Linked DNA regions of Homo sapiens: region 1 is linked to region 2. The links are chromatin loops, found by intact Hi-C in ENCODE. Cell type or tissue: mammary epithelial cell. All regions are shown on one strand. Links, peaks and the distances in the headings refer to the core of each region. The heading gives the core; the rest is flanking DNA. Region 1 has its middle 110 kb from the start of LINC03111. Region 2 has its middle 95 kb from the start of PMAIP1.

Evidence for each region. Hi-C counts contacts between places; a loop is a spot of excess contacts. Peaks named below come from ENCODE experiments on the same cell type or tissue, not always from the same donor. Only the 100,000 strongest peaks of a DNase experiment are listed, where the experiment ranks them.
Region 1: it touches region 2 in a loop (3-fold over the local background); 5 of 110 quality-filtered maps call a loop at or near these places.

The regions. Positions count from the first base shown.
Region 1 is chr18:60,227,019-60,239,008 of GRCh38, forward strand. No RefSeq gene overlaps it. Among named protein-coding and RNA genes, the nearest start is that of LINC03111, 110 kb to the left of the region's middle. In mammary epithelial cell, for the core only: no CTCF peak of the experiment used is centred there; a DNase peak (open chromatin) is centred at 5,703; H3K27me3 peaks cover 107 bases.
Region 2 is chr18:59,989,404-60,001,393 of GRCh38, forward strand. No RefSeq gene overlaps it. Among named protein-coding and RNA genes, the nearest start is that of PMAIP1, 95 kb to the left of the region's middle. In mammary epithelial cell, for the core only: CTCF peaks have their summits at 5,154 (motif pointing left) and 7,154 (motif pointing right); no DNase peak of the experiment used is centred there.

The DNA of each region.
Region 1 (11,990 bases), core at 2,492-10,491, 240 kb after region 2:
GGGGACAATGAGGTCATTGACAGTGGCTTGCACTTTCGCCCTGACAGGAGAAGCCAGCTGCAGTGTTGTCTACGGATGAGGGATTTCAATGGGGCTACAGGGTCGCAAGAGATTCAGGGCCTGTTATGCCGCAGTGCAGGATACTATCTGGTAGAGGCAGGGCTGTCAAAATGGTACCTTGCTGTAGCTGCTTAGAACTTAGCGGGATATGTGGGACCTGGCCTGAGCTCTCTTTTTAGGGCAATGCCATCATGTGGTCTCCAGTCAGCCTCCAATGTTAGTCTCAGAGCCCATGAAGTTCGAGGGGCTCTCTTTGCCTAGAATTGCAAGAGTCCATGATAGGCATGTGGATGATCGGGTGTCTCTCCATTACCCTTTCCTTGCACTGGGGAACCTCTCTGGGTTCCCAGCTTATCCAAGCTGAGAAGGCTGTCTTATTTCCCTCTCCTTTCTTGCTTTAGGTATTTCCTGTCACTTCTCTGTTGAATTCCAGTGTTCTCTCTGAACTGATATATTCAAAATGTGATGATCTATGCTTTTGCTTCTTCTTTGTGGAGGGGGCAAGTATCAGATACCTCTAGTCAGCCATCTTGAAGCTGCTCCCCCATTAGTCAGCAATATAGCTTTAAATTGGTCACCTGTATAAACAGGCAATGCTCAGTGATATTTGTTCCATTTTCATCTCTCTCCCAAATGTGGCATTTGTTCTGTTATCTAAATGAGAAGAACGCAGGGCAAAAATGACATTCCAGAGGTTGAGACTTTTAGTTATGTAATTGGAAATCAAGTGCATCCATATAAATTGTCATTTTGTTGATCTATGGATTTATATAGTTCACGGGTTAGGCCATTTTGTGTTGCTGTGACGGAATACCTGAGGCTGGAAAATTTATAAAGAAAAGAGATTTGTCTCATGGTGCTACAAGCTGCACAAGAAGCATGGTACCAGCATGGTGAGGACCTCAGGGAACTTACAGTCGTGGCAGAAGGTGAAGGGGGAGCATGTGTATCATATGGTGAGAAAGAGAGTGTGGAGTGGGAGGCGCCAGACTTTTTAACAACCGGATCTCACATGAAATAATAGAGTGGGAACTCACGCATCACTAAGGGAATGGAACCAAGTGATTCACGAAGGATCTGTCCCCATGACAAAAACACCTCCTCCCAGTAGACCCCACCTCCAACAATGGGGATCACGTTTTAACGTGACATTTGGAGGGGACAAATATTCAAACTGTATTAGTTCCTAAAGGTGGAATTTTAAGGCTTTGGCTTATTTCATTTCTAAGCTCTAGGAAGGGCTTGTGGGGAGGAGCTAAAAGTAATATTAATGGTAATCTTATAATTAAAAATTGGTTATAGTGTGTTAAAATAGTAGTATGAAAGACAATAGTATTCTTCCATTAAAAATATTCATTGGGGTTTCACTATTTGTCAGCCATTGTACAGGGTGATATTAAAACCAAGCTTGATCTCTGCTTTCCTTGTGTTAACAGCTTCATGAGTGAAGCAGCATTAATTTAAAATGCCGTGTGACACCTGTTACCATGAAAAGTTCATGCCACTATTCATGCCCATACTGTGGGTACTGGACACAGACAGGTGTTCCCAGAAAGATTTTTCTGCAAAAGTGACCCTGGAGCTGAGTTCTGAAAAAGGAGAAGGAATTGACTAAGCTAAGTGGAAAGCAAAAAGCTTTCAGGGCATCAGGAACAGCATGGAGCAGAGCCCTGAAAGTAGGCCAGCAGACTAAGGCAGAGATAATAGAAGGAATCATAGTGTCATCGGAGGCTGATAATTCATAGTAGAGTATTAGTGTTTGGGAGTGAAAAGTCTCTATGTGAAGTGATGTAATTTGCTGCAAATTCTGTGGATTACAATAGCAACACTAAGTGCTTAAAGGAGTGATATATTAGATGCACTGGTTTTTAAAAGGACTCTGTCTCTGCCAGATGTACTACATTGCACTGACGTCTGCTGGATCTAGATGACCCATTGAGCCAAACAATTAATGATTTTAGTTCCGCAATACTTGGCTCGTTTTTTTTCCATGCAATGATCTATTATGTCCACTGAGGGCTATAGAATGTTAGAGACAGAGAAATTACAGGCGTCCCATGGGAGATCAATCTTTTCTTCAGATAGAGAAAGTAAGGTTGAGAGGAAGCGGAAACTTTCCATGGTTTTGTGGTTACTTAGTTACGAAGCCAATACCAACCTATCAATTGATTAAATGTAATTCTATAGCTTTTGTCCATCACACACAAATGATGATTACAATGTTAACTGTTTTACATGATTCATTATTCCCAGAAGAGTTTGTTTGTTCACTTTTCTGCAGCCTCCAAAAGAACATCATATGTGTGAAAACAGATTAACACACTCTGGCTCTGATATTGATGATGAGCTGTTATAATATTAACAATGCTGCATATTGTGGTGGCAGAAATCCAAATGAACAAGAGATTTTGGATATAGCTTGCTGCAACACGGAATAAATGCTTTATACAAATGGGAATTCTTTAAAATCAGTCATGAAACCAGCATAAATTGGTTTCTTGCTGTGGGGGGTTTCTTACTGTGAGTAGGCAAGTTTGATTTAGAGGCGTGGTGCAGAAATTTAATGATCTACATCAAAATACAGCTTACAGATACCTTGATTCTTTATAAAGATCACATATGCTTGTCTTGAATTCTCATACATCCACTCAAAGCAACACACACAGTCATTTCCATCACATTTCTTTCAAATTGGTGACATAATGCAGCTTTTGGGAAGCTGAACTTGAGCTGAAAACTACTCTATTAATTGCATATCACAAATCTACTTTGTTGTTTAAATAGAAGATCCTCAGTGCTGTATTTAGTAAGATGGTATAGAGATTTCAAATGTGTCTTCATAATTTATTTATTGTAGAAAGACTACAGATCACTTTGATTATTTTAATTCTTTGATTAATTTTCTGTTTTTGAGATGGGGAAGGGAGATGTCTTCAAACAGTAAAATTAGACTTGATGGGAAAGGCCACTGGAATATTTAACTGGCCTAAGAATTATTTCCACAAAGCAATTGTGTGTTTTTCTGTTTTATTTAAAGATGAGGATTGTTTTCTATGCTCTTCATTGCAAATGCAGTGTTTTGGTGAGATCATTTGCTTAATGCATCATTGCTCTTAGCTCCTGTGTGTGACCTCTCTTGTTTTCAGCCTCTCAGCTGTTATATGGATCACAACACTGCAATGAGGTTTAAAAATGTTCTATTGAACTATAAGACCAGTAACCAATTTAAAGCAAATTTCTGTGTTGTTTCATGTCTAGTACATTTTAATAAATTTCATTTCTTTCCCACACTGTATTTCCCCCAATAATATTTATATATATTTGTCTTTTTTATTATGTGTTAAGACCTTTGAGGACAAAAACTGTGTCAAGTTAATTTTAAATAAATGTATAATCCAAAATCCAACAAACTTATAAAACCATCTTTCAGCTGAGAGCTTCCTTACTATAGGTGCATGTGTGTATACATGCACACACAGCATCATACAATATGGTGCATCTGGATTTATATAAATATATAAATACAAGCATATATGTGCATATGTTTTATTTTTACAAATAAAAATGTATTCTTAAAATATCTACATTCATGTCGGCAAAGATATGAACCAAAACATCTAGGTAGTTGTTAGTAATTTGTTCTACTCAGATTAAAATATTATTTTGAATTTTTACTTTGCCATTCATATTTCTATTTTTTTTTGGTTCCTTTAGAAAAGGCATTTATTTTTTCATTTGCAACAAGATGAAGTTGGTAAACTTCAGGGCAGTAATAAGAGGATATTTGGAACAGTGTAATAGTAAGTGAAATATACATACCAGATTTTCCTGGCGATATCTTTGTTTTTGTTCAAAGATCTGTTTATTAATTGATAGGTTCAAAGATACACTACTTGACTTTGGGGGCTGGAAGAAAGTGGTGGTAGAAGCTGTAGTTTTTACCAGAACCTGTCTTTAGGAACCAAGTTATGAGTGGTTCTCTAGTCCTGGGAACAGCTATGTAATAGATTGTATTTATATATTTCCAGAAATTTATCTCTAGCAAAAATTCCTAAATTAAAGGAATGTGGAGATGCCTTCATTCATTTCTTCATCTAGCATTTACTGAGCACAAATTTTATTCTAAACGCTGTCTTAAACTCTAAGAACACAAGAATGAATTAGCTTCAGTTCTCCTCTTAAACGACTCTCAGCTGAAGAGTCTGAGATTCCTACATAGCAATTGATATTCCTATGTGTCAAATGTAGGTGTTTGCGTGCATGGGCTCATGCATGTATATGCGTTTCAGTTGTCTCATTTAGGTATGAGTTTTCTTGTAGGAGTCTATTATTTTTTCCATGAAAATATATCCTAGGAGAAAAGATCTTTGAGAAGCTAAAACCCCTGGTGTCTACTCCAAGTCACCATAAGGAAGCTGTTTTGAGGAACAGAAAGGATATGGGTTTAAAAAGTAATTGAAAAAAATTGTATGTATTTATCATGTACATCATGATGTTTTACCATATATATAATATATGTGCACACTTTGCACAGTGGCTAAATCAAGCTAATTAACATATAAATATTTGAAGACTTGGGTTTTGAAGCCATAGAGTCCTTGCTTGAAACCTAAGGTCTGGCAGTCACTTTTATGATCTTCTTCAAGCCTCTCAACCCCTCTGGGCTTTGCCAATGACCTAGGGATGATAAAACCCCACTCCCAGTGACATGCCAAGAAATTGAGATAATTTGGGTAAAGTGTCTAGCATGTGGGTGGCACTTGATAGTTGCTTGGAATAATTTGAGTCCAATTGTAAATTAATACCATAATATTTTTATGTGGAAGAGCCAGTCTATCATTAGGGTCAAAAGCCCTTTTCTGGAACAAGCCTGCCTGGGTTCTGATCCTGGTCCTGCTCTAGTTTATACGATTGTGGGAAAATTACTGAATCTCTTTGGACTACTGTTTCCCCATGGTATTATGAAGGAATAACAAATGAGTTAGTGTTAACAAAATGTTAAGAACAGCTCTTGATACATGGTAAGTACTACGTAAATGTTGGTTAAAATGAAATAGATGTGCTTTATTTTGTTCTATCGAATCTGTACTCAAGTTAGATATAAACATAAACCTTTAATATTTTTGAGGCATTTAAATTTATTTTTTAACAATGACGTGACAGAATCTGTCAAACTACTGATTAGATTATCTCTAGGCATGTATTTGGTGTGTCTCTTAGTAATAAAAATTAATGAGTAGACTAAAAAGCTTTCACATAAGTAATTTTACTTCCCTTCTCATTTCGGGTACTGTTCTTTTATTTAGTATTTTTGTTGCTAAATGTCTTCGAGCTTATATTTTAGAAATAAATTCATAGAATTATGGGTGTTCAGAATTTAAGAAGAATTTATTTCAATCACCATATTTCATTGCTGGGTATAATCTAATAAAATTCCAGCGTGATGAATTGACTTGTTGCCCACTCTGAAAATGTCTGAAGGTGAGAGATATCAAAATTAGTGGTTACAATGTGACTTTTCAAATTATCATTGTGGATGTCAAGATTTCTGCAACTGCTGTTGTTCATGATTACAAATACTGGGGCTGTTCATAGTTTCACAAGCAGCTTCACCAATATGACTCACCTGAAATTTACATTAACATTCTCTAGGTAAGGAGTCACAGCTGTTATCATGATATTGCAGAGCCAGCTGTTATAGTTAAGTTGCTGAAGGTATTTGAGATTACAGCAGCAATATTGTTTGGGTGTATTACTAAGTCAAGAAGCTATTTATCTTTTACTGCCAGTAATGTAAATGTCAGAAGCCTAATTTATATTTCTGTTTTTTCCTGCCAAAGACTTTAGAGATATTTGGGAAAACACCAATAAATTGTAAGAAACATTTGGAAAAGAGAACATTTATAATATGTGTTATCTACCCTTTTTAGATTCTAATTATCTAGTTTCTAATAAAAGATTCATTTGTTATTTAATTTTATCTCTCCCTGTACTTACTTTTTGAATGATATTGTTAAGTAATTAGGTTTGCCACAAAAAATATAAGATATCCATTCAACGTTAATTTCAGATTTATAGTAAATAATCGTACTTATACTATAAAATTATTCATTGTTTACCTGAAATTAAAATCTAACTGGGATTCCCGTATATACATTTGCTAACTCCGGCAATCCAGATTTAGATTTAGCAGTGTGAAATTTGGAGTAAAGAACAAACTCATACACTGATTTGGCTACTTTATGGCTTTTTGACAGTATACAAATTATCTGAGCTTTCTAATTCTTACTTTTTTGGTTTATTTTTATCTGCAGTGTGGAAAAAATAAGACCTATTTTGCATACCTGTTCTGTATACAGCAATGTTGGTTTACCTTCCATTTGCCATCCTAAATGTTTGAAAACAGATGATTTACTCATATAAATAAACCTACTTTTTTCTTTTGGTTTAGCATAGGTTACTTTAAAATTCTCATCAAAATCATCTTTTAAATATATATATGGTCGATGAAATCTGTTTAGTTTCAAATCAAACACCTAGGCTATACAATACAGGCACTGATCTGTGAAAATTTCACTACAAAAAGTTTGTTTTAACAAATCAATTGAATATATAATTATCACATTAAATTACATTTATATATTTCCTGAAAAGTTGTATGAATCCGTGCTATATGCTCATCACAGACTAGCAAAGCCCATTACATTTGAAGAATTACACCTTCATGAACGGAATTATTATTTTTCCATTTGTGCTAAAATAACCTTTGCAAATTAGAATTCTGTGTCGAAAGCTTTGTGATGTGCAAACGCTGATTTACTTCAGGCTGGAGAAAGAAATGCTTTAGAGAATGGAAACCTCCAAGTAAGTATGTTTTCTAGGTAATTAAACTTCTGTAATATTTACATTTCTATAATTATAAAGGAGGTTAAGAATCTTTTAAAATATTATGACTTATTTAACGTGCAAAAAAGGTTAAACTATTATACAATGAATATATTTGTTCATACCATACAGTTCAGAAATACAATATTACCAACTTATTGAATCTCCCAGTATTTTCTTCCTTCATCATATTCCCCCTCTCTTTCCATTTACTGAAATTTGGAGATTATCATACCATGTATTCTTTTTTAAATGTAACTTTACCTTGTAAGTTTACATTTTAAGCAATATATGTAGCCTAGATTTGCATGTTTATAAACTTTATATATAATGTCCACTCTTTTATCCTACTCTTTTTCCTGCTTAGTGTCAGTTTGGTAGGATTCATCTATGTTACACACATATCTCTAGTTCACTTCTTTCTACAGCTGTTATACATTTGCCATTACTCAATTGATCGACAATCAGGTTAGTTTCAGGTTATTTTTTCAGTTGCAAAAATTGCTGCCATAAACATGCTTTGCTTATCTCTGTGCATATGTATGTGTTTTGTTAGTCTATATTCACACATATGAGTGAAATTTCCGGGGCATGGGAAATACATCTTTATGAGACATTGAACTGCTCACCACTATCATAGTATCCATTTAAACAGACCAACAATGTATAAGAATTCCCTTTGTTTTACATGCTTTCCAATCTGATTTTGTATGACTATTGTATGCACAGTTGGATCACCTTGTGGTTAAATTTTCATTTCCCAAATTGGTAATGAGTAAAACATCTTTTCATGTATGTAATCGCCATTTACAATTTATCTTCTGTGAATGGCTTCTTTTTCCTACTCTACTATTTTTTTCTCCTTTTGTTATACATTTGTAGGAGTTACTTATACATGGGGAGTTATAATCATATCTGTGTGTCTCTGTATGTGTATAATTGTTGACTCTGATTTTTATTCTCTTATGTACAGAAAGTTGAATCTTAACATGGTTTATGTCTTAGTTCATTTTGTGCTGCTATAACAGGATACCCAAGACTGGGTAAAAATTTATAATGAACAGAAATTTATTTCTCAAGGGTCTGGAAGCTAGGAAGTCCAAGATCAAGGGACTAGCATTTTGCAAGAGCCAGTTGAGACAGATTCTTTGGCCACAAGACCCTTCTTATAAAGGAGGTCAAAATTAAATATTCTGTACCTTTCAATCAAAGGTGTATTGGAGCCAGCTTATCCAGCTTGCAAGAATTGACTGCCAAATTTTCAGAAATTTTGCAATCTGGTTGTTAAGCCATCCGTACCTGGAATCAGTCATGGCGGGAGTAATTATAGCATAGAAATTAGCAAACACTGTGAAGCAGAGCTTCCCCTATCTTTCCCCTGTCTCTCTCCAAAGAGCCAGTTACTAAACATTTACTGTCACATTCCTTTCATTCCAGCTTTTTTCAGTCAACTCCCAGTTGTTAGACCTCTAGCACTTCCATCAAACCTTCACCTACTAGAGTGTCCAAAATGCTTTTCAGCATTTTTGGCTACATATGCAGGTCTCTATCCATCCTATTCATTCTTTTCCCACCTCCAGATACCTCCATTGTGTCCGTCACTCCTCCATTAGCAACATCCGCTGCATGATCACCTTTCCTTTTAGCATTCTTTCCATCTCTATTCAAATATTACATTGCAATGATGATATCTACAGATCTTATCCCAAATAGCTTTTCCAACCTCACCACTCTCCTTTGCTCTTTTTTTCACAGAAATTATTATTAATGATTATTATATTACATAATATGCATTCTTATATTTACTTTCTTTCTCCCACCATGGAAATGTAAACTCCCTAAGTGTGAGAACCTTGTTTCTCCCACTGTATTTCTCAAACTTAGAACAAGTTTTGGCACATGAGAGATATTTGTGTATTTGTAAAAGGAATAAAAGAAGAAAACAGAAAGGGAAGATAAATTTCCTCTATTTCTTTGCTGTAAGTAAAACTTTTTTTTTTACCTTGAGGACACAGGTTCTCCTGAATCTGAAGTGGTAGCTGTTGTTTTTTTGATGTTCCACATTCACTGAGACCAGGAGGTAGACAAGTATCTTTCTTTCTTTTCACTGCAATTCTAGGTTTTTACTCACTCAAGACAAAAAAAATGTTTCTTTTTTCTCCTTTTGTTTTGTTGTTGAGGTTCTTGACATTTGCTGTACCACCTTTTCCCATCCTCACTGTTGTTACCCTGTGATGTTACTGCCTTCCTCTCCACCCAGTGCTCTGTCATCCTGGTGGTTGTGATGGTTAGCAATCACATGACCATTCAGCCAACACCATTTTTTCTTGGATCTCTTGCCCCTGCCCTAATCCTTTTATCCTTTACTTCAACCATCCATTCCCATATTCACACCTTTGGATCTTGCTATTCTCAGTAATTGCTCCATTTCCAAAATCACTGATTCAATAATCTAACTCTGACCATAGCCTCTCTCCCTCCAACTTGCTGGAATAACCCCACTACACTCATCCTCCAACCTCTTTAAGCCATCAAACCATTGATCTGCGTAATTTCTCCCATTTCTGCTGCTACCTGCTTTCTCCATTTCTCTCCTAACCTAAATTAGAAACCATGACCTGCAATTGCAACATTACTCCTGAAAATACCCTAAAAATGCCTGGTCCTTCTATTTTCTCTGCAGCTCACTGGACCAACTGTAATTTGGATGAATTTAGCTCTTCATTTTTTTTTTTTTCATGACTGAGCTTAGTTGTCATTTTCTGAGTGCTCCCGGAGAAATTCACATAAAAGAGAACATTAGTTTCTGTCTATGTTTATGTTTCATTGACTTCCAATGGTCTTTTCGTACTGCTTGACAGTCCAATTAAATCGCTGTACAATGTATTCTCCGATTTTCAAAATAGCTATTTCAAATTTTCTTTACTCTCTTGAACATTCCAAATCCCATTCTCCATCCTACTCCTTATTCTTAGCAGTCTTGCCTTCCTCTCTCCTTTTTAGAGAAGACGGAAGGCCTCAGAAACTTTCATTCTCTATATCAAATAAACATACCTCCCTACCCCTGAATTCACTGTCTCATTCCCTCCTACTACTTTATAAGAGTTTAAGTATGCAGGTCATCGATCCTTGACAATTTTTAAAAACATATTTATTGAGATATAATTGATATATAAAAACTCTGCGAATCTAATGTATAGAATTTAATGAGTTTGGGTATATCTATACCCCTGTGAAACAATCATCACAATCAAGGTAATAAACATCAATTACCTGTAAAATTTCCCTATCCCCTGCTGTGTGTTTTATTTGTTTGTTGCATGATTTTTTGTGTGTGTGGTAAGAACACTTAACATGAGATCTACCCTCTTAACAAAATTTTAAAGTGCACAATACAGTATTGTTAACTACAGGCACTGTATTGTACAGTAGATCTTATATTCATCTTGCATAACAAACTACTCCATCGAACTACAACTCCTCATTTCCCCTTCCCACCAGTCTTCGGCAACCATCATTCCAGTCTTTGTTTCTATGAGCTTGAGTATTACAGATACTTTATGTAAGTAGAATCATGCAATATTTGTCCTTCTGTGATTGGCTTATTTCACTTAGCATAATGTACTCCACTGTTTATTTATGTCATATGTCAGAATTCTCTTCTTTTTAAGGCTGAATAATATTCCATTGTATTTATATGCCCAATTTTCTGTATCTACTTATCTGCAATGGACATTTAGTTTGTTTCCACATCTTGGTTATACTGAGTAATGCTGCAGTGAACGTGGGCATGCCGATTTGTCTTTGAGATCTTTATTTCAATTGTTTCGAATATGTACCTAAAAGTGGGATTGTTGGATCATGTGGTAGTTCCATCTTTCAGATTTTAAAGGAAACTCCATAGTTTTCCACAGTGGCTACACCATTTTATGTTCTCACCAACAGTGTGCAAATTTCTCCACATCCTCACCAGCACCGATTATCTGTTTATTTTTTGAAAATAGTCATGCTGACAGGTGATATTTCATTGTGAAATATATCACTGTGGTTTAGATTTGTATTTCCCTAATGATTAGCTATGTTGAGCTTTCTATATACCTGTTGGCCATTGTATGTCTTCTTTGGAGAAATGTCTGCTCAAGTCTTTTGCCCGTTTTTAAATCAGATTATTTGATTTTTTGCTATTGAGTTGTAGAAGTTCCTTATTAATCTTTGATATTAATTTCTTATTAGATAAATGGTTGGAAAATATTCCCTTTTATCCTTTAGGTTGCCCATTCATTCTGTTGATGGTTCCCTTTATTGTACAGAGCTTTTTAGTTTGATGTCATATTTGTCCATTTTTGCTTTTGTCATGAACCCTTAACAATTAACATAAATTAAACGACAGCCCAGAAAGAAGAAAACCAGGAAGGTTTTCTCCGTGCCTTTCCCTTCCTTCTGACACTATTGAATGTTTGCTGTGGCTTTTGGAAATATTAAGTACAGAGTTAGGGACCATAAATTTGCCTGGGATTTTAAGGGGAGATAGTGCCAAGATGTGATACTTGAGTAGACTATTGACAATCTGAACTTCTTAAAAGTGAAGTTTGTAAGACATACTTAATACTGAACTAATAACACTGAGACCTAAAGAAACCCATTTCCTTGAGAGACGGTTCAGGCTATAGCTGCTCAAAGAACTCCCAGTATGCATGAGCTGTAAAAGTCCCTTCTGCTGAGATTGCACAAGATAGGAAATCGAGGAAGATGTTCATTTTTTGGACTTTTAACTCAAAAAAGCAAGTTTTTTTCCTTTTTAACTTTTATTTTAGGTTCAGGGGTACATGTACAGGTTTGTTACACAGTTAAATTGTGTTTCATGGGGGTTTGGTTTACAGATTATTTCACCACCCAGGTAATAAATGTAATATCTGATAGGTAGTTTTTTGATCCTCACTCTCCTCCTACCCTATGCCATCAAGTAGGTTCCAGTGTCTGTTTTTCCTTCTTTGTGATCCTATGTACTCAGTGTTTAGCTCCCACTTGTAAATGAGAACATGCAG
Region 2 (11,990 bases), core at 2,637-10,636:
ACCTGTGTTATTGCCCTGTTCATTTAGTAATCTAAAATTCTAAGCCAGGGGAGCCATCACCAGGTGATACGGTTTGGCTCGGTGTGCCCACCCAAATCTCATCTTGAATTATAATCCCCACATGTCAAAGGAGGGGCCTGGTGGGAGAGATGATTGAAAAATGGGGTTGGATTTCTCCCTTGCTGTTCTCATGATAGTGAGTGAATTCTCACAAGCGTTGATGGTGCTTCCCCCTTCGTGTACACTCTCTCTCTCCTGCTGCCATGTAAGGTGTGCCTTGCCTCCCATTCCATCATCACTGTAAGTTTCCTGAGGCCTCCCCAGCCATATGGGACTGTGAGTCAACTAAACCTTCTTTTTATAAATTACCCAGTCTCAGGTAGTTTTTTTATAGTAGTGCAGAAATGGACTAATACACCAGGGGTCTTATAGTTAGTTGTTTCTTAGTAGATATTCTCATTTATATCATGTGGGGATTCACTTTGGTACATAATTAAATTTCCAAGAAAACTGAAGCTTTTTTCTTAGCCAAATATATAAACTTAAAAAAATTTCTATTACTTGGAAATTTCTTAGACATCTTCTTCCAAATTACACTAAACATTTGACGATCTCTTTCTTAATGAGATGTTTTACTTTATAGTGCTAGTCATTATTTTATTTTTTGCTGCTTGCTTCTAAATGGAATATTCCTATGGAGTGGCTGTAATTCATCGTTTCTTGCATTTTATCATTTAGATAACCTAAATACAAAAAAATTATCAACCACTGTAGCATGGATATAGATATCAGAATGGATGCTAGCTGAAAACACCTGCCTGATCATACCAGCATCTCCTAGTTAAATATTGGCACCTCCATTTACTTCCTCTAGTCTGACTCTCTGTCCAACAAATGGCTTTCTGATGACTAATTTGGATCGCAGGTACTTTGATTGGTGGAAGAATATGCTCTGGAGATGGAATATAAATATTCTGGTTACCACTGTAAAGGTGCATCCCCCTTCACTGTAAATAAATGAGTTGGCATCCAATCTATTGGTGACATGAGAGTTTAGTAGCTGATCTGAAAAGCTGAGGATCAGCTACATTATGGCCAACCCTCCAAGCTGGGAGGCTCTTACAGAGAAACCAGCCCACCCTTCTCTGCTTGTCTTGTCCTGCTGTATCTTTCACATCTCTCCCTTTCACTCCAATGCTATCATCAGCAGAGAGTGAGAACATCTAAACAATGTTTTAATGTGGTCTCAACATTGACCACAAAAAAAAAAAAAAAGCCATTTGGGTTTTGGATAAGAGCCCAAGTTTTAAATCATTAAACTTCTCCATTTCAAAGTGAAGAAGTTTAATGATTTAGTCTCAGACTAGCATGATTGCTGATAGTATGAACTCTGCAATTAAACTTTGTGGATTCAAATATTAGCTTTCCCACTTACTAGACCTATGAGCCTGCTTTCTTCCCTGGAAAATGGGGATAACAAAAGTTCTTAATACAGAGACTTTTAGGAGCAATAAATACATTCAAGATTCCAAAATAGAACTTAGCATATCATCACTATTCAGTGAAGCTTCACCATAATTACCTTTGCTGACCTTGGTTGGGGTTTTAGCACTGCTCAAGTGCTAATCATTCCTTGTGGTAGTTATTTTAAAATTTTCACACTTTGCTCAAGCTTTTCTCTCTCCAATTCCATCCCTTTTTCCTGATTACCATGTCTCCTTCTTCACAGATAAAATATAAACGACTGAATGTAATCTTTCCCAGCATCCCATCATCTGTAGATTTTTTTGCCACATATCCTTTTAACTAAAGGATTGTTTCTCAATGTATGGTCACTAGACCAGTATCATCATCATCACCTGGGAAACTGTTAAATGGCAGATTCTGGGGCCTCATTGCAGACCTACTAAATCAGATTCTCTGGGGGTAGAATCCAGGGATCTATGATTTAACAGAATCTCCCAGGGAATGCTAAAGTTTGAGCATCATTGCTCTAAAGCTTGGGGGTCTGACATGCAGGTCCACTTGACCAGGTCATTCTCTCCCTGGGAGTAGACCTTTAGCTTTATACACCAAGAGAAATAAAATCGTTTCCCTGTGATGTCTGGTGTGAACCATGGGGGTTTAGAGGAATCAAATGATGAATGGCAGGCTTAGCTTGGTTCATCTTTTCACAGTAAATCTAGGATGCCAGTGGAAGTAGACTGTGCAGAATCCATTGGAAAAGACTTTTACTGGGAGTACCTTGGGGTCACGCTGACAATATTTGCTTCAGTATCTCTTTTTTCATTAGTACTTCCATGGCTTTTAACTGAGATATTTCTGCTTTACATATACATATTTAAATTTTTTATTTTTAATTATTATGGGTATCTAGTAGCTGTATATACTTGTGGGGCATGTGTGATGTTTTTATTTTTATTTTGTATTTTAGAGACAGGACCTCTCACTATTTTGCCCAGGCTGGAGTGCAGTGGCATGATCATAGCTCACTGCAGCTTCAAACTCCTGGGCTCTAGAGATCCTCCTGCCTCAGCTCCCCCAGTAGCTGGGACAACAGGCATGTGCCACTATGCCTGGGTAATTTTTATTTTTTAAGATTTTTTTTGTAGATATGGGGTCTCATTATATTGCCCAGGTGAGTCTCAAATGCCTGGCTTCAAGTGATTCTCCCACCTTGGCCCCCAAAATGTTGGGATTACAGGTGTGAGCCAGCAAACCTGCCCTAATGTGATGTTTTAAGATCCCTCTTTACATATATTAATTCATCCAATCAGATTACCCACTGAAAAGGCATATTCCTCTCTATTGTAAATGAAGGAATTGGCATTCTACCTATCGCTAACACAAGTTTGGAACCTATTTCCTTTTTGTATCGATTTGAAAGCTTAATTGCAAGAGCGCAATCTTTTTTTCCCCCCACACTTCCAAGCTCTTAAGTAAAGTTTCCATGATAACAAGGGATTAAATTAGTGCCAACAGACAGGAAACCATGCCAGCAAATAATAATGTTTTACTTTTCTTCAAGGTGGAGAAAATAAGGATACCTTAATATCTGATGCTTCTGTGATCAAATTAATATGTATTCTTGGGAATGGGAAAATGCCATTTTCTAATCAGGTTTTGAGTAATTAACCCACTTACTATCTATTGTCTCCAAAGGAGATAGAAACAGAAAAACCTCTCTCTATGTTAATATCAAACCCAGTGGAAGAAAAGGAAACAAGAAAGGAAATTAGGAATTATTTACAGATGCAAAGAGTAAACATTTTTGACAGGGAACTTCAATGAATACAAGTGGAAGAAAGAAATTTTGATGAGTGCCCATAATTGTGCCAACTAACCTCTGATTATGTGTACTTGTTTTACAATAAGAAATTCATTCTGAGTGAGCCTGTTTCCATGTCTTTAATATTTCTATATTATGTCTCAATATTCCCTAAAGTTCTGCAGAAGAGTTCCTGCCTGTGATGGATACTGTGGTTGGCTTCCTCATTACCCCTTCCGACCCTCTTTCCCCATTTCCCTCTCATTTTACAGTCTTGAAAGCTAAGATCCCACTTCTGGCTCTCCTTCAACTTGGGTGGCCGTGTGATATAGCCTGGCTCTTGAGGGATAAGTTGGAGTCTTCCACCGGGGGCTTCTGTGCAAGTCTTTGCTTTTGGATATAGATGTTTCCCCTTTCTGACTCGATTCTTCATCTCCTGCTGGGAAAATGGTCTCAACTGCTGCAGCTTCACAACCTGCTTGCTACCTGGTATGGTTTGGCTGTGTCCCCACCGAAATCTCATCTTGAATTGTAGTCCACATAATCCCCATGTGGAAGGGACCTGGTGGGAGATAATTGAATATGGGGGTGTTTTCCCCCATGCTGTTCTCGTGATAGTGAATGAGTTCTCACGAGATCTGATGGTTTCATAAGCGTCTGGCATTTCCCCTGCTGGCACTCATTCTCTCTCCAGCTATCCTATGAAGAGGTGCCTTCCACCGTGACTGTACGTTTCTTGAGGCCTCCCCAGCCATGTGGAATTGTGAGTCCATTAAACCTCTTTTCTTTATAAATTACCCAGTCTGGGGTATTTCTTCATAGCAGCGTAGAATGGACTAACACACTACCATTAGGAAGAGGCCAGATGGCTATCAAGCCTAAGGCCTGATATCTTTGAGCTGCTGAAACAAAGCCAGCAATTGTCTACCTCATGATCATAAGTGCAAGGAAAGAAAATCATCACGTGTTTAAACCATCATTATTTGGGTTTTCTGTCACTTGGAGTCTACCTGATACATGGTCTGTCTCAGTGGAACTAGGATAAAACAAGTTTTTGATAAATGAGTCAGAGTGGAGATAGCAATGAGACAGAGACAGATTCAAGAGAGGACAGCCCTGGCACGGTGACTCACGCCTGTAATCCCAGCACTTTGGGAGCCCGATGTGAGCAGATCACCTGAGGTCAGGAGTTCGAGACCAGCCTAGCCAATATGGAGAAACCCTGTCTCTATTAAAAACACACAGATTAGCTGGGTGTGGTTGTGTGCATGCCTGCAATCCCAGCTACCGGGGAGGCTGAGGCAGGAGAATGGCTGGAACCTGGGAGGCAGAGGCTGCACTGCAGTGAGCCGAGATTGTGCCACTAAACTCCAGCCTGAGTGACAGATTGAGACTCCATCTCAAGAAAAAAAAAAAAAAAAAAAAAAAAAAAAAAAAGAATTGAGGACAAAAAAGATAAACTTAAGGTGAGAGTTTAGGAAGTCAGGGAGAAAATTGTCAATATGTTCCTCTCTGAGATGATGCATTATCTGCTCTGATATGCTAGTCCGATAGATAATAATTTCATAGAAATGTTATTTTCCATACAGGCTCAAAGAAGGCTACCAAAAGTTCGTGTTAGAATATGTGTGAGCCTCTTGCACAGTTTCTCAATGGGGTTGCTCTTAAAATTTTGGACATGACTTTTCTTTATATGGAGAAACTATTACACACATGTGAGATATTTATCAGACCAAGCCCCTGCTCATTAAATGTCTATAGTGCCTACCTGTGATTTTGACAAACAAAAATGTTTCTCACATGTCAAATGCCACCTGGGAGGGTGGCCATATGGCTGGTAAAGAACTGCTTTCTTAGAGCATCTAACACGGTGCCCTCAAGTGGATGTATTTGGTTAAACAGCTCCCATTGAGTGGTATGCTAGTAAGCTAGCTCTCTGAAAAAAAGCCCTGATTTGTAGCCTTTGCCAATTTCTATGTTGTAAATACTCCAAATGTGTCAATTTCATGCTGTCCATGGCTTAACCACTGGCTTGTGAAATTTAAAAATATTTAACAGTTGGCTCTTGAGGGCAGGTAGAGCTGGTTTCAGCACACCCATATGCTCATAGAAGTTCAGGGTTGGAAGGAACTTAGGGATTACATAGTACGCCTTGTTTTATAAAAGAAGTAACACTGAAGAAGGTTTACAGTCAGAAGTATGTATTTTGTTATGACCAATCAGTCTTTGTCTAAACAATGCCCCAACAAATTTTCCAGGGAGCCTAAAGTTATTAGTGGCTTAGCCACTAAATGACGATGGTTGTGGAAAGTGACTCAGGTCGCAGACCAGGCTGCAAATTCTTTTCAGGCACTTTGCCTTTGGGTTTATCTAATGTGTAGGTACACTTAATATGTATGCGTTACTTAGGTTAAACATACAAGCTGACATTTATTTGATGCTTCCCATGACCCAAAGGATTAAAGGGGAGAGAAGGAAATGTCCTACCTACAGAGCTTGCTCTATTGTGTCCCCTTGTTTGCAGTAGCTACTTAAGCCTTTGGCTGGAAAGGGGAGGAGAGGTTCTCCTTGGCAGCCTCCATTTCCATAAGATGCGAGATCGTCTTCTTTTGGTCATCTACAGAGTCCAAGTGGTTGCAGCAGTGACATCCCTTTGGAGCTTCTTCCTCCTACATAAAGATTCCCTAAGTGGAAGTGGAGGTCTTCCCTTTTTATGAGACTGGTTACTGCTATAACTGGTATTAGTTTCAGTTAGATGTGTCTGTTGTTCACCCTCTTGTCTCTCCTTCACTGTCACAGTCATCAAGCCAACACTTTCATGATTATATACAAAATTTTCAATTTTAGACCTGGGGCATGCAATCATTTAGACAATAGCCTACGCACTATCGATAGAAACCTTCATTGCTTGGTATGGCCCTGCAGGACTTTCATGGGATTATGTGTATCTATAGTGTCAGAGCCACAACTAGAAATCAGGTCTCCTGGTTTCCAGGCATTAATGAACTTGGCCAAGGTCAGAGAGCTAGTAAATAGTGGAGCCAGAATTCAAACTGTGGTCTACTTACCTACTATAGTACACAAGAGGAAAGGAAGTAGCTGCTGCCAGCTTTGGCTTAGGAAGAAGTTCTAGGTCATATTCCAGCATGCAAGTGACAGAAGCCATTGTCCTAAATCCAGCATCCCATTAGATTGCCTCTGATAAATTGGACTATTAGAGCTATGCCTAATTAGCCTTTTGCAAGAAATGTCCATGATAGCGACGTGGTAACATCATGGACCTCCTCACTACAATTTCAGTCACCTGAAGCAGGGATAGATAACCCATTCTGGGGGCCTGCAGGGCTGCCAATAGCTTTGGAATTAGGTACACTTGGGTTCAAATCCAACTCAACAACTTACTAGATGGGTGTCTTGGGGAAGTTTTATTTTCTTTAAACTTTTGAGTCCCCTCACTGTTTCTGGGCTCTACTAGCTTCCTATGTCATTGTACTTAATATGGATTTTTATTACCTATTTTCATGTCTTCCCCACTAGTCTATGAGTTCCTTAGTGGCATTTTTGGTTGTTAATGTTAGTGTTCCTAGTGATGATTACACTGTTTGTTATGTAATAGGAGCTTAATGAATTTTGGATAAATCACTGAACAGTGAAAGATGGTATGTCTGAGCTTTGACTATATTGGGGAAAGCTTGTCCTATGACTTGGGATATGATTGGGAATATTTTCTTTCTGTAAGTAAAAATGTCCTGAACTTCCTAAGATTTTTCACTATTCAAAATGTTTCGTTGCTGTACAGGTAATGGGGATGCTTTAGGACAAATCAATCCTTGCTTTATCATCTTTTAGACGTATGAGAACCCCGAGAGAACAGGCTAGGCTGGATTTGGCCACTAGGTGGAACGCTTAACCTAATGTCAACACCTGTTGAAACCAGCTGGATTTATTTCCAAACCCTTTATGGATATGAATCTTATGTACAAATGGAAGTTTCTAACATTCTAGAGCTGTCATTTCTCATGTCCAAGAAGACCAGACCTAGGATTTATTTTGTCTCTTCAATATATTGTGAACCTTCAGAATGTAACTAAGCTGCCTCCTATTTAGAAAGCAAAGGCAGAGGTAGAGAATTATTCTTCTTGTCTTTGGTTGATGTTAAGAGAAGAACTCCATGGGCACCGCCCTATAAATCATATGGAAAAGTGAGGGATAATTTCAAAAATAGATATCAGTTTAGTAAAATTTAAATCAGCCTATAATTTAAACAAACTTGAAACAAGTTCTGATGAAGTGATACCCATTTTTTTTCCACCTTGCAATCATTTAAGTATTGTTTCCTATTATAAAATGTCCATTGCCAGAATTACAGTTTTATAATTTAATATAGTACTTTTGTGATATTTGAGAGAATCTTATTTTTGGAAAAGTTGTTTATGGAAAATGTAAACTGAAAACAAAGAAAAGGAAGAGAGTAAAAAACATCAAGGGCTAAAAGGAAGAACAAAGAACAGAAAACCTAAGACCCACGTTGAAAGTGATATTCTAGGAGTATTTGAAGTATGTTACAACTCTATATGACTTTAGTTAGGTTAAGGATGAAGGGAACACTTTCTTCTTCTGTTGGTTAGTTGTACTTTGGCAACTTGTTTTTAGAATTCAGAATTTTCATCTTAGTTTAATAAGAAACTGCTCAAACTTTGTAAGACAAATACACAAAGTCTACACTTGTAATACAGGCTAATTACAAAGAAACCTCTGTTACTATTTTTATTTATTTTATTTTTTTAAAATTTTACTTTAAGTTCTGGGATACATGCAGAACTTGCAGGTTTGTTACGTAGGTATACACGTGCCATGGTGGTTTGCTGCACCTATGACCTGTCCTCTAAGTTTCCTCCCTTCGTCCCCCATCCCCCAACAGGCCCCAGTGTGTGATGTTCCCCTCCCTGTGTCCATGTGTTCCCATTGCTCAACTCCCACTTATGAGTGAGAACATGCGGTGTTTGTTTTTCTGTTCCTGTGTTCGTTTGCTGATGATGATGGCTTCCAACTTCATCCTTGTCCCTGCAAAGATGTGATCTCATTCCTTTTTATGGCTGTGTAGTATTCCATATGTCTGTGTACCACATTTTCCTTATCCAGTCTATCACTGATGGGCATTTGGGTTGGTTCCATGACTTTGATATTGTGAATAGTGCTGCAATAAACATATGTGTGCATGTGTCTTTATAACAGAACTATTTATATTCCTTTGAGTATATACCCAGTAATGGGATTGCTGGGTCAAATGGGACTTCTGGTTCTAGATCCTTGAGGAATCACCATACTGTCTTCCACAATGGTTGAACTAATGTACATTCCCACCAACAGTGTAAAAGCATTCCTATTTCTCCATAGCCTTGCCAGCATCTATTTTTTCCTGACTTTTTAATAGTTGCCATTCTGACTGGCATGAGATGGTATCTCATTGTGGTATTGATTTGCATTTCTTTAATGATCAGTGATGTTGAGTTTTTTTCATATGTTTGTTGGCCACGTAAATGTCTTCTTTTGAGAAGTGTCTGTTCATATCCTTTGTTCGCTTTTTGGTGGGGTTGCTTTTTTCCTGTAAATTTGTTCCTTGTGAATTCTGGATGTTAGACCTTTGTCAGATGGGTAGGTTGCAAACATTTTCTCCCATTCTGTAGGTTGCCTGTTCACTCTGATGCTAGTTTCTTTTGCTGTGCAGATGCTCTTTAATTAGATCTCATTTGTCAATTTTGGCTTTTGTTGCAATTGCTTTTGGCGTTTTCGTCATAAGATCTTTGCATTTGCCTATGTCCTGAATGGTATTGCCTAGGTTTTCTTCTAGGGTTTTTATGGTTTTGGGTTTTACATTTAAGTCTTCAATTCATCTTGAGTTAATTTTTGTATAAGGTGTCGGGAAGGGGTCCAGTTTCAGTTTTCTGCATATGGCTAGCCAGTTTTACCAGCACTATTTATTGAATAGGAGATCCTTTACCCATTGCTTGTTTTTGTCAGGTTTGTTGAAGATCAGATGATTGTAGATGTATGGTGTTATTTCTGAGGTCTCTGTTCTGTTCAATTGGTCTATTTGTCTGTTTTGGTACCAGTACCATGCTGTTTTGTCTTGTAGTATAGTTTGAAGTCAGATAGCATGATGCCTGCAGCTTTGCTCATTTTGCTTAGAATTGTTTTGGCCATGTGGGGCCTTCTTTGATTCCATATGAAATTTAAAGTGGTTTTTTCTAATTCTGTGAAGAATGTCAGTGGTAGTTTAATGGGAATAGCATTGAATCTATAAATTACTTTGGGCAGTATGACCATTTTCATGATATCAATTCTTCCTATCCATGAGGATGGAATGTTTTTCCATTTGTTTGTGTCCTCTCTTATTTCCTTAAGCAGTGGTTTGTAGTTCTTCTTGAAGAAGTCTTTCGCATCCCTTGTTAGATGTATTTCTAGATATTTTATTCTTTTTGTAGAGATTGTGAATCAGAGTTCATTCATGATTTGGCTCTCTGCTTGTCTATTGTGGGTGTATAGGAATGCTTGTGATTTTTGCACATTGATTTTGTATCCTGAGAGTTTGCTGAAGTTGCTTATCAATTTAAGGGTTTTGTGGGCTGAGATGATGGGGTTTTCTGAATATAAAATCATGTTCATCTGCAAACAGAGACAATTTGACTTCCTCTCTTTCTATTTGATTATGTTTTATTTATTTCTCTTGGCTAATTGCTCTGGCCAGAACTTCCAATACTATGTCGAATAGGAGTGGTAAGAGAGGGCATCCTTGTCTTGTACCAGTTTTCAGAGTGAATGCTTTGAGTTTTTGCCCATTCAATATGATATTGGCTGTTGGTTTGTCATAAATAGCTCTTATTATTTTGAGATATGTTCCATCAGCACCTAGTTTATTGAGTTTTTAACATGAAGGGATGTTGAATTTTATCAAAGGCCTTTTCTGCATCTATTGAGATAGTCATGTGGTTTTTGTATTGGTTCTGTTTATGTGATGGATTATGTTTATTGATTTGCATATGTTGAATCAGCCTTGCATCCCCGGGATGAAGCCGACTTGATTGTGGTGGATAAGTTTTTTGATGTGCTGCTGGATTTGGTTTGCCAGTATTTTATTGAGGATTTTCACATCGATGTTCATCAGGGATATTGACCTGAAATTTTCTTTTTCGTGTGTGTGTCTCTTCCCAGTTTTGGTATCAGGATGATGCTTGTTTCGTAAAATAAGTTAGGGATGAGTCCCTCCTTTTCAGTTGTTTGGAATAGTTTCAGAAGGAATGGTACTGGCTCCTCTTTGTACCTCTGGTAGAATTTGGCTGTGAATCTGTTTGGTCCTGGGCTTATTTTTTGGTTGGTAGGCTATTAATTACTGCCTCAGTTTCACAACTAGTTATTGATCTATTCAGGAATTCAGCTTCTTCCTGGTTTAGTCTTGGGAGGGTGTATGTGTCCAGGAATTTCTCCCTTTCTTCTAGATTTTCTAGTTTATTTGCAAAGAGATGTTTATAGTATTTCTGATGGTAGTTTGCATTTCTGTAGGGTCAGTGGTGATATCCCCTTTATCATTTTTTCATTGTGTCTATTTGATTCTTCTCTCTTTTCTTCTTTATTAGTCTAGCTAGCAGTCTATCTATTTTTTCAAAAAACCAGCTCGTGGATTCATTTATTTTTTGTGGAGTGTTTGTTGTGTCTCTATCTCCTTCAATTCTGCTCTGATCTTAGTTATTTCTGTCTTCTGCTAGCTTTTGGATTAGTTTGTCCTTACCTCTCTGGCTCTTTCTTTTTTTTAAGTGGAATCTTGCTCTGTAGCCCAGGCTGGAGTGCAGTGGCATGATCTTGGCTCACTGCAACCTCTGCCTCCTGGGTTCAAGCAATTATCCTGCCTCAGCCTCCTGAGTATCTGGGATTACATGCACCCTCCACCACGCCTGGCTAATTTTTGTATTTTTAGTTGAAACAGGGTTTCACCATATTGAGCAGGCTGGTCTCAAACTCCTGACCTCAGGTGATCCACCTGCCTCAGCCTCCCAAAGCACTGGGATTACAGGCATGAGCCACCATGCCCGCCCCTCTAGTTCTTTTAATTGTGATGTTAGGGTGTTGATTTGAGATCTTTCTAGCTTTCCAATGTGGGCATTTAGTGCTATAAATTTCCCTCTTAACACTGCTTTAGCTGTGTCCCAGAGATTCTAGTATGTTGTCTCTTTGTTCTCATTGGTTTCAAAGAACTTTTTGATTTCTGCCTTTGTTTCCTTATTTATCCAGGAGTCATTCAGGAGTAGATTGTTCAATTTCCATGTAGTTGCATGGTTTTGAGTGGGTTTCTTAATCCTGAGTTCTATTTTGATTGCACTGTTGTCTGAGAGACTGTTATGATTTCAGTTGTTTTGCGTTTGCTGAGGAGTGTTATACTTCCAATTATGCAGTCGATTTTAGAATAAGTGCCATGTGGCACTGAAAAGAATGTACATTCTGTTGATTTGGGGTGGAGAGTTCTGTAGATGTCTATTAGGTCCACTTGAACCAGAGCTGAGTTCTAGTCCTGAATATCATTGTTAATTTCCTGTCTGGATGATGTGTCTAATATTGACAGTCAGGTGTTAAAGTTTCCCACTATTGTGTGGGAGTCTAAGTCTCTTTGTAGGTCTCTAAGAACTTGTTTTATGAATCTGGGTGCTCCCGTGTTGGGTGCAGATATATT